Linked DNA regions of Homo sapiens: region 1 is linked to region 2. Evidence: chromatin loops called from intact Hi-C (ENCODE). Cell type or tissue: PC-3. All regions are shown on one strand. Each heading gives the region's core, and the rest is flanking DNA. Links, peaks and the distances in the headings are about the cores only.

Evidence for each region. Peaks named below come from ENCODE experiments on the same cell type or tissue, not always from the same donor. Only the 100,000 strongest peaks of a DNase experiment are listed, where the experiment ranks them.
Region 1: it touches region 2 in a loop (8-fold over the local background); 1 of 110 quality-filtered maps calls a loop at or near these places.

Annotation. Positions count from the first base shown.
Region 1 is chr5:169,629,708-169,635,050 of GRCh38, reverse strand. No RefSeq gene overlaps it. Among named protein-coding and RNA genes, the nearest start is that of DOCK2, 4.9 kb to the left of the region's middle. In PC-3, for the core only: no CTCF peak of the experiment used is centred there; no DNase peak of the experiment used is centred there; H3K27ac peaks cover 1,644 bases.
Region 2 is chr5:169,692,893-169,698,235 of GRCh38, reverse strand. It overlaps DOCK2 (dedicator of cytokinesis 2), which reads right to left. Exons shown (of 52, transcript NM_004946.3): 10 at 2,298-2,433. Among named protein-coding and RNA genes, the nearest start is that of DOCK2, 58 kb to the right of the region's middle. RefSeq lists an enhancer at 1,559-2,758. In PC-3, for the core only: no CTCF peak of the experiment used is centred there; a DNase peak (open chromatin) is centred at 1,985; H3K4me3 peaks cover 1,610 bases; H3K27ac peaks cover 2,201 bases.

The DNA.
Region 1 (5,343 bases), core at 720-4,719, 63 kb after region 2:
AAAATGTTTACCAAATGGGCAATGGTTAAAAGTCCAGAAAAGCTAATAAAATTAACCTTTGATACCACTGATTCAATAACATCACAGATTTAGATATTTTCCACAAAGTACCTGATGGTGAATATTACAATTAATAATCATAAGCTTTAAATATCTTATATTTTCACCCACCTTCTAAATTTGCTCCAAAAGCCTTCTTCTGCTCCACAGATATTTTTTTTACCATGAACACTAGCAACACATCTTAGCAGATTCCACTTCAGGTTGTGTTGAATTAGTGTTTTCTCATTTTCTTTTAAAGTAATCTTGCCTATAGTTCTTCTACACAGGCTCTTCATAGAAGCTATTTCTTCATTCACTTCGAACTCAGCATTGACTTCTCAAATAAACAACAACTGAGCTGTATTGGTAATATTTGTCAACAAGAACTAAGGAAAACCACTAGAAGTCATTTTAAAATTCACTATTGATGCTTCTGTCAATGTTCTCAACCAAGCAACCAGTGTCACCAAAAGGCTAAAAGTCTTAAACTAATTTATTTTCACTGGATATATTTCATCTGCTGCTATAATCAAACATGATTTAATGAACTTAACATCAATAAAATATTTTGCCTTGCTTGCATAACAAATAAGCCACTTGGAAACTTATTCTGGTTGTAGTCTCATTTTCACTTTTTATTATTTTAAAGAAATTGTGCTGTGATGAGATATTCTGTTTTAAATTTTCTAATTTTTCTTGTCATTGCTTTTGTGTAAGTTGGAAAAGATGTGATGAGTGCTTAATCTATTATATTGTTTGGAGTGTCAACATGTAATAAACACAATGCTTTCTCCTCTGCTTTGTTTGTTTTGTGCTGCTATAACAGAATGCTACAGACTGTGTAATTTATGATGAACAGAAATTTATTTGGCTCACACCTCTGGAGGCTGGGAAGTTAAATATCAAGGGGCCAACATCCAGCAAGGGCATTTTTTTGCTGTGCCATCCCGTGGTGGAAGGTGACAGGGCAAGAGCCAGAGAGCAAGAGAAGCCCAAACTCACTTTTATAACAAACCCACTCTCACAATAACTAACCACTCCCTCAATAACTAACCCACTCCTACGATAACAACATTAATCTATTTATGCAGAGCCCTCATGATCTACTAATTACATCTTATTAGGCCCCACCTTCCAACACTGTTGCTGTATTGGGGATTAAATTCCCAACTCATGAACTTTGGGGGGGGTCACATTTAAACCATAGTGCTATTTAATTTGGTAACAAACAATACACACTCCACTGTGCCTTAGAAGCATGACATTTGGAGCCCACTATTCTTTCTTTTCTTTTTGACATGGTGGCTATAGCACTGGTAATTTTTTTAAATGTTACCATAGAGAGAGATATGCACTTTAAATGCTGTGGAGTTGTAATCTCATCCTCGTGATTAGTGGGTTGCTGGAGAGCACTGTGTAGCATTGAAAACACCATACACAGTCCTTGTTGCAAATAGTCAACTCTGCCATTGTAGAATGAAAACAACTATAAATGATGCATAAATGAATGAGCATGGCTGTGTTCCCATAAAATGGAATTTTTACTTCCTACAGTTTTCATATAGCATGGAATGTTATCTTTATTTTGATATTTTTCAGCAGTTTAAAAATGTAAAAACTAGTCTTAGTTCATGGGCCATACAAAAACATGCAACAAGCCAGATTTGATCTGTGAACCACAGTTTGCTATCTTCTGCTATACACAGTTGTGTTGTCTTCATAAACTTGTAGCCAGTTGATCTAAAATACACTTTTTTTTTTTTTTTCGATTTAGGTTTAAGCTTCTGACATACAAACAGGCAACTTCACATTAACAGTGTGGTAAAGTATCTGATGGGAGGCCAAGAGTAGGTGGTGGTGCCAGAAAGCAAATAAGATTGAACTTGAGGAGCACTGAAGTTTTTTTTTCCCCATTCAACTTGTGACACAACCTATAATAGGAATCTCTTCCTTAAATAATGTTAAACAAACAAATTCAGCATATTAAAAGAGTTGAAAAACTGCTTTCAGTTGAAGGAGATGAAGTTTAGAAATTTTGACTGAGGGTTAATTAACTTCTTAATGGGGTGGCTTTTAGTGCAGAAATCTTTAAACTTCATATGGTTAGGAGATGGCTTTTATGTTTCTGAAATATGGGCTTTTCATTACAGTTAACAATCCTATGGCATCATAAAAATTTTTTGGCAAGAGAGATCAATAGTCAAACATAAAAATCTGACTAAAACCACTTAAAGAATTTACAATAATCTTGGTCACACAATTTTATTAAACACCATCTGTCAGTTACTTGACTATTAGGTAGTACACTCTTGATGACTATAACTTCACATACATTGTGAGGGATGACTGTGGGTAAAAGGACATCTCTAGCCAAGATTTCTGTTAAGTTCAGTCCTGTGTGTCCAACTACCTCCTAGACATCCCCTCCCAGCCCCATCAATGTCTCCATATTTCAAAACCAAGCTCATATCATAACTGTACCCTAGACTTGTCCCTCTTCTGACTGTTTCTACCCAATGTTAACAGATGAAGTGACCAGACTGTGCTTTAATCAGGTGCTAGAACCCCATCTCCATCACTTACCTAGCTTTGTGGTTTGCAGCAAATTCACTGAACACTTTCTGAGCCCCATTCATTGAATACTTACTGCCTTTCAATCCCTGATTTAAACAGTTGGCATGCATTATCTCGTGTCATCCTAAAAGCAGCCCCATAAGACAGGTACCATTATTACCCCAATTTTACCCCCAATTTGCTAATCAGCAAACTGAGGCCAGAGAAATGAAATCCCTTATTGTAGCCAATATCCACTATGATTGCCCATGAGTGCATCATTACCCTTCACTTCACTCGGGTCAGAAATTTAACTCATCCTAATCTTCCTTTCATTCCAAATGATAATCTCAAAAACAGCTGTTGAATCTGCCCTCTTCCCCATCCCACAAACTTAAGATCTTCCTTGAAACTTGGATTAGAGATCCCTTCCTCCAACCTTGCCTCCTTCCAATCTCTTCTCCATGTTACTTCTGAGAACCTTTGCCCAAGTAGTTTTGGTCTTCTCAAGCTTCTGGAATAATCTAGGAAAAATATAAGCAAAGCAGGTTTGTAATAACGTGAGAGGTTTAACAACTTTTGTGAAATGTGAAATAAAGACATTCCACAGGAAATAACTATGCAAAGCCTCAAGTATAGCCCAAAGAAATCTAACTGGACTCATGGTTTAGGTAAATTGAAGAAAACTCTTTCCCTAAGGCACAGCAGAAGGGGAGGTTTCTGATGTCCATCTTTTTCAGAGTCATATGTATTCAGGTCCAAGATTTGGCTGGATTTCACTAGTATGCCTGTAATGATTACTAAATATTGGAATATTTCCATACAGTTGCTAAATAGCTATATCTCAAGACATTCGAGTGCCCTCCTCCCATTCTTGCGTCACTACAGTGCCTGTCAGCTTGTTCTGAGTAGTTCATGGGGGTGGGCCCCCTACTGCACAAGTCCACCAACACCCAGCCAGAGAGCTCCTGGGCCCAGATAGGAGAGAGGGCTACCCGGAGTTAGCATTGGCACGTCAGTAGGTAGATGCCTAGAGGCTTCTGGTGTCCCACTGACCTGTGTCCATCACATGGCTGCCTTTGGAAACTCCATCCTCCACAGTACTAGTCAACATTTTTCTCATTGTCTCTTCTTGTGTTAGCTGTTACAGTCATGGCAAATAGCCGAGTATATTCTCAGCAGCTCAGACAGTCGAGAGCAAAAGCTTGTACTTACCTAAATTTTACTCACCAAAGAGGAGTCCACATTCCGATCAGGACCATAAAAGACTCTCGGTAAGAAGGATATACGCTCCCAAAATCAATTAGTTACAGTAAAGGAAGGAGGCCCAACAACAAAGATGGCATGTAGATAAGTAGGCATTCAAATAATTCTGCCTTCAGTAACAGACAAAACTCTAGAAGTGACTGTGGGAGTGAGGGTTGGCGATAGGGAGAATCAAGAGCTTTCCTGCTTACCTAGAGTTTGCTCTATCAGATGAATGTTAATAGCCTCATCCAGGTCACTGCGAATGTCACTAATTCATTCATTTTTATGGCTGAGTATTATTCTATCATAAGTATATTCTAAGTGAAGTAACTCAGGAATGGAAAACCAAACATTGTATGTTCTCACTCATAAATGGGAGCTAAGCTATAGGATGCAACGGCATAAGAATGACAGAATGGACTCAAGGGGAAATGGTGGGAAGAGGGTGAGGGATGAAAGACTACAAATAGGGTGCAGTGTATACTGCTCAGGTGATAGGTGCACCAAAATTTCACAAATCACCACTAAAGAACTTATTTATGTAACCAAACACCACCTGTTTCCCAATAACCTATGGAAATAAAGTATATATATATGTATATATATTTAAAAATGTTAATAGCCTCAAGCCCACTGCTAGTTAATGCTGTAGGCATCTGCCGGTGGGATCTACCTCAACTGTGAGACTAAGACGTCAAGGCCCAGATTAATATCTTTCAGTGCATCCTTCAAATACTTTTGCACACTATTTAAAAGTCTTAAGAATATTATGCAGGGCCATCATTCCCCCCGACAGCTTCATTTCCTGCCTCCTCTGCCCCTTCTTACACCACCTCCCTGCACCACACCCACAATCACCCTACACTCTTACAAGATGGTGCTGTTTGAAGTTTCCTAGAAGTGCCACAATTCTCAGATCTCTGTGTGCTGTAGTCCTTCCTCCAATAGGAATACCTCTTCTTGCCCTCTAGGTTAAGTAGTTCTGGGAAGATTTACTTGGTGACTCCCCCCACCTCCCAATTCCCCCTCCAGTTAGACAACCCTCCTGCGGCAGCCCATGCTCATGAACTACTGGTCTGTCTAGTAGTCGCAATGGCTCTTTCTGCAAAGCTGCCAAGGCTCATACTGGGTGCAGTGACATCAGCCCTGCTCCTTTTCCACATCTCGTTGGCACTGACTCATCTAGAAACAATGATATTTGACAGGGGCCAACTACTAGCAGTCCAAAGGCCAAATCTGGAGGGTGACATATTTGTTTAACAAGCATATTTTATTTTACAGTTTTTAATGTTTTTAAAAATTGCCAGCAATTAACAATCAAGAGATTTTACCTGAACTTCTAGATTTCTAGTCTCTCTCTAAATAAATGTAGACACTGCATTTCCACAAGGCAGTTTCAGCTGGAGGCAGCTTCAGCAGCTGTCCTTGAGTTTGAACATGCACTCTAGTTGCCACAATCTCCAATGCTGAGGCCAAATTTCAATGGCTATTTACCATTGT
Region 2 (5,343 bases), core at 424-4,423:
AGTGCTGCACAACACTCAGACAGCAGAGGTTCCTCGCGTGCAGCACCAGGGCAAATACCTCCAGGCAAAGCAGACTGGGAGGTCAGAGGGCCAGGGAGGCATCCAAGAGCACCATGGCTTAGCAGAGGCCAAAAGGAAAGGGTCAGAGCCGTGGCTGTGGAATTCAGCAATTAGGTTTGGATTTGACATGCATGTATTGAATGTCTACCATGCCTACAAAACCAGACAGCAGTGATTGGGTCTCTGTAGGATCTGAGAATCTCATGAAATATCCACCCTCTTTTCATAAGCATACTCATATGTACAGATACATAACTGAAGAATCCTCAAATCCTGTGATTCCAGAGGTATCCTGGATCCTCTGAAACCTTTCCTTAAATCAGCCACTAAAGGTCCCAAAACCAAGGTAAAGAACTCCTACACTAGAATGGGGATTATAGAAGTGGGAGTGTAGGAGAGGGCTGAGAAAAGCTACTCCAATCAAGCTCATACCCTAGTTACAGAAAATACGTCAAACACTCCAGGCACTGGGCAGGGGCCATTAAAATTGCTTGGGTAATAATCAACCACTGACTGCATCTAGATAGAGAGGGGAGTCAGAGAGCAGACAGGAGGAGAAACCGAGCATCCATTCTCTCTAACTGACTCTCCTCATCCATCCTCAGGGCTGTGATTAGGGCAGGGCAATTTCCCTTTGGCTCCAAAGTTATTCATAGGACCTGGTAGATCAGATAATCATCTCTCCCTGCCCAGAGTAAAGACTATGGAGATGAGGACGTGACCTATATTAAAGCTCCTGGGGCTTCTGCTGAAACTAATGGGAAAGAGGTACATTCTTTCCACTGGTTGCTAAGTTGGTAGGATGCAAGCTTGGAACAGCTGGCTGATAATTTGCCAACTAGTTGGACAGCCATCTTCTTAGTAAGCCAGCATGAAGACATAGGGGCTGAGCAAGAAAGAGACAAATTCTTCATAGTAAGCCAGCATGAGGACATGGGAGCAAGAAAGAGACAAACTGATTTGAGTTCCTGGATCCAGCTATGCCTGAAGCGATCTATTCATAAGCTCTTCAGTTACACCAATAAAGTACCTTTTCTTTTCCTTCTTCTACCAGTTTAGATCAGATTTCTGTCATCTGACACCAAAAGAGAGGGCAGGCTACAGCTGAGGACAAAGACACACTTTGCAGTAAGGTTGAAGGATCCTTACTGCCTTAACAGAAACACCATGATGTCAGAAATGCCCCCACAAGTAGAATCAGAGCATTTTAGAGCAGTAGAGGATTTCATGAATTAACCAGGTATGAGTCCTTCATTTTGCACATAATAAAACTAAGGCTCTGGGGAAAATGCTTGCCCAATATCACTGGCTGGCTAGCTAGCCGCAGTGCCAGGTTAAAAAAAAAAAAAAAACAGTGAGCTCAGTAAAACATCCTCCACTCCACCGCTTTGCAAGCAGTGCCAGGGGACTAGTTGGAGAGTAAGCAGGTCTGCGATTACAGATCAGAGCATCTTGAAGTGAGAAACCTGAAACACTGAGGTTAGCTATGGTACATAGGGGTTATGCACGGTATACTCTTAAAATTTTATATTTTAATAAAAAGAAAACTGGCATATCAAATTGCCATTTTCACAGGAATTTAAATCGCCTTTGATGAAAAACATACATTATGTAAAGCAGGTTGATTAAAAGAAACTATATTTGGTAAATAACAGTACAAGTGGTAGTCAAACATAACTAAAACCATAAAAGTGGGGCAAGAATGACGAAGCCTTAGAAACCCCAGGAGAGCTAAAGCTTAAGAGGAATGCAGAGCTGATGTTGCTGTACAGCAGCCTCATGCAGGGCTCTGCCTCAGGTCACGCCAATTCTCCAAATGTCCGTTTCCATCTGGAATTTAGATGTGTGGTAGGTGACTCATTCTGTGTAACTGCATTTCCTGTCCTAGATGTACTTTTTAAATGATTTGCTCCTCATAATTAGATCCTGCCTGTATTGTTTTTCCTTTTTCACAGAGCTGGGGAGCAAAGGTGTCAACTGCTCAGACGGCCCCGGTCTCCCGATGCTCTACTCCAGACAAGAGGAGCCCATGATTCACTGTGTTCATCATAAATCTGGACTTAGTCACCAATTATTTTGATTTAGTCACCAGAAATGTAGTTATTAAGGGCTGTCTGGCATAAATTTTGCAGGGGTGGGGGCAGCAGGAGGCGGTTGGGAAACAAATCATCATTACAATTCAGCCACATAAAATGTGCGCTCCCATAAAAATCAATGATGCAGAGTGTGCCCCTTACCTGCCACCCCAAAGGGCCTCCTCAGTCCCTGCGTGCACTTCTTTGCACCAGTATCCTTAAGATCCATCTTGCCGACCCGGACTATTTGACAAATCAAGTAAATTTTATCCCTGTTGAGGTCTTTGTTTCCAAGATCCTGGGGGGAAAGAAACAAAAAATTGACCATCATGTGCTGAATGGGGGAAAAAAGGTAGACAAGAAAACCCAGTAATAGTAATTTCTGAGGGATGTATATAATACTTGCTATACATGGACCAATCATACAATAAGTCCTGGAAAAGATAGAAACAAGGCTCTCACATCCATTTCACAGATAAGCAAGGTAAGGTTTGCAAAGGAAAATGAGTGATAAAACTCTAGTGTTTAATCCCAATTCTTCCCTCTCAAAATGATAGGGCAAGAGAAGGGTAGAGGTGGAATATCAGCTGTACAGACAGGATTCCCCATATGCCGAGGTGATAGATCCAAAAGTAGCATTTGCTACAGATGACTCGGATGACACCATCGGTCACATCATTGCTCAGAACCTCTGAGAGAGAAGACAAAAGGAAGAGAAAAAAATCATAACAGCTACCATTTCCTGCACATCTAAAGTGTGGCCATCAGTTGGGTTGAGGTAGTGCTAACAACCCCAATATCTCAGTGCTTACAACACAGCAGAAGTTTACTTCTGGTGCAGTCTACAGGGCCAATGCAGAGGGGTGGGGGCTCTGATTACTTACTTACTCTGGGCCCTTGGCTGGCAGCTCTGTCTCAGCACGGGTGCGCTCACTGTCTCTGCCACAGGGGAAAGGAATGTGGCAAATCACTTCTGGCTTTTAAATCATCTACCCAAGAGAGATGCACATCACTTTTTGCTTGCATGTCATTTGCCAAAGAAAGGCATATGGCCGCACCTGACTTCAAGGGGTCAGGAAACTGCAGTCAACTATCTGTTTGTTTATTTATTTATTTTATTTATTTTGAGACAGGGCTTCACTCTGTCACACAGGCTAGAGGGCAGTAGCATGATCACAGCTCACTGCAGCCTCAGTCTCCCAGGCTCAAATAATCCTCCCACCTCAGCCTCTTGAGTAGCTGGGACTACAGGCATGAGCCACCATGCCTACCTAATTTTTTTTTTAAGAGATGGGGTCTCACTATGTTGTCCAGGCTGATTTCAAACTCCTGGGCTCAAGCAATCCTCCCACATCAGCCTCCGAAAGTGCTGGGATTACAGACATGAGCCACCAGACCCAGCTCAACTGAGTCTAGAAAAGCCAAAACTGGTGAAACGCACTCTCATCCACTGTGCTAAGTGATTCCTGCATCACCATATTCAATCTCTCACATCTCTGAAGTACATACAATTATTGCATCCCCATTTGACAGATGGGGAAACTGAGACACAAAGAAGATAAGAGGCTTCCCCAAGGTCATGACCATAGCCCATGAGACTCTGGGCTTTGAGCCCAGTCCCTGACACCAAAGACCACAAACATAGCTACTACAGTACAGCTCCCTTGCCATCAGAAAGGCATGCAGGAGGAAACTCCTGACTTCATGCTCGAATCTAAAAGCTTCAGTGATCTTGAGGCCCCCTGCCAGTAAGGATCAGCTAAGGAAGAAACAACAAGACATGCTGTTGGCATCAGAGTAGAGTACCCTGGGCCAGGTCTCAAAAGGGAACAGTTTATTCTCCTTCGAGTTAATTCTCATATGGGCATATGCACTGGGAATAAGCTGTCGGCTCACATCAGATCCAGGACCAAGGCACAGCTGCCATCCCCTGCCTCTCACTATGCTGGTATAGGAGGAAGGGAGTGGGGCTGTGCAGAGTCTCTGGGAACAGGGCAAGGCCCCAGTGTGGTCCACACCTTCCTGCCTGGGGACCATGACGGTTAAATTTTGTATGCCAACCTGGCTAGGTTGTGGTGCCTAGCTGTTTGGTCAAACACCGGTCTGGATATTGCTATGAAGGTATTTTGTAGACCTGATTAATATCTACAACCAGCTGACTAAGTAAAGGAGATGACGTTCTATAATGTCCGTGGGCCTCATCCAACCAGCTGAAGGTCTTAAGAGCAAAAACAGGTTTGCCAGACAAGGAGGAATTCTGCCTCAAGACTGTAGTATAGAAATCCTGCCTGAGTTTCCAGCCTGCCAGCCTGCCTTTAGGATCGCAAACTTATATTCCATGGGTTCTGTTTCCCCAGAGAGCACTGACTGGTACAAGGGCTGTTCATCCCACCAGCTGCAGGAATGGACATCTGCTTTTCAGGCTAAGAAAGACCCCCCACCCCATCATCTGCATCCCTTGCCTTCTTCTGCAGGCATTTGAATTTGAGATCCCAATTATTTCACGTCCAGATGGTTGGAACAGCCTTGTCTCTGGCCTGCCTGACTCCTTCCTCCAAACCATCCTGAAATCTCTTATGAATTCATCTTTAGACATCGCATCTATTATTTCATTTATTTCCCCCCAACAACATTAATAGCTCCCTATTTCCTACCCTATTAGTTCTACTCTTTCCCAGTTGACATGAAAGGACCTAGACATAATATATCCAGCTGTCCTAGCCCACTGATTCCCCATGACTCTCTGAATATAAGTAGGTTATTTTTGTCACAAAGATTTCTTTATTGCTCCATAAACACACAATGCTCACTTCCAACTCTGGATCTTTCTTCCTAACCACCCTGCTCCCACACTTCCCCTCCAATGCTTGCCTCTTCCTCCTCTACATATCCACATCCTTTCCATCTTTAAAACTTGAATCCTCCTTCCTTCATAATGACCTCCATCCCTAATACCTTCTCTCCTCAAATTAGGATTCTCCATATTTTTGAAATACTTAGATTGGTGCCTTTCAGAGCGACAGAGGCCCTGGTACCTGAAAGCTTCCTAGACTTGAAGGGGCTGAATTGCTCCCCCACCCCCACACACACACCCCAAATTCATATATTGAATACCTAATCTTCAGTGTCTCACAACATGACTGCATTTGGAAACAGGGTCTTTAAATAAGTAATTAAGTTAAAAAGAGGTTGTTTGGTCAGTATGACT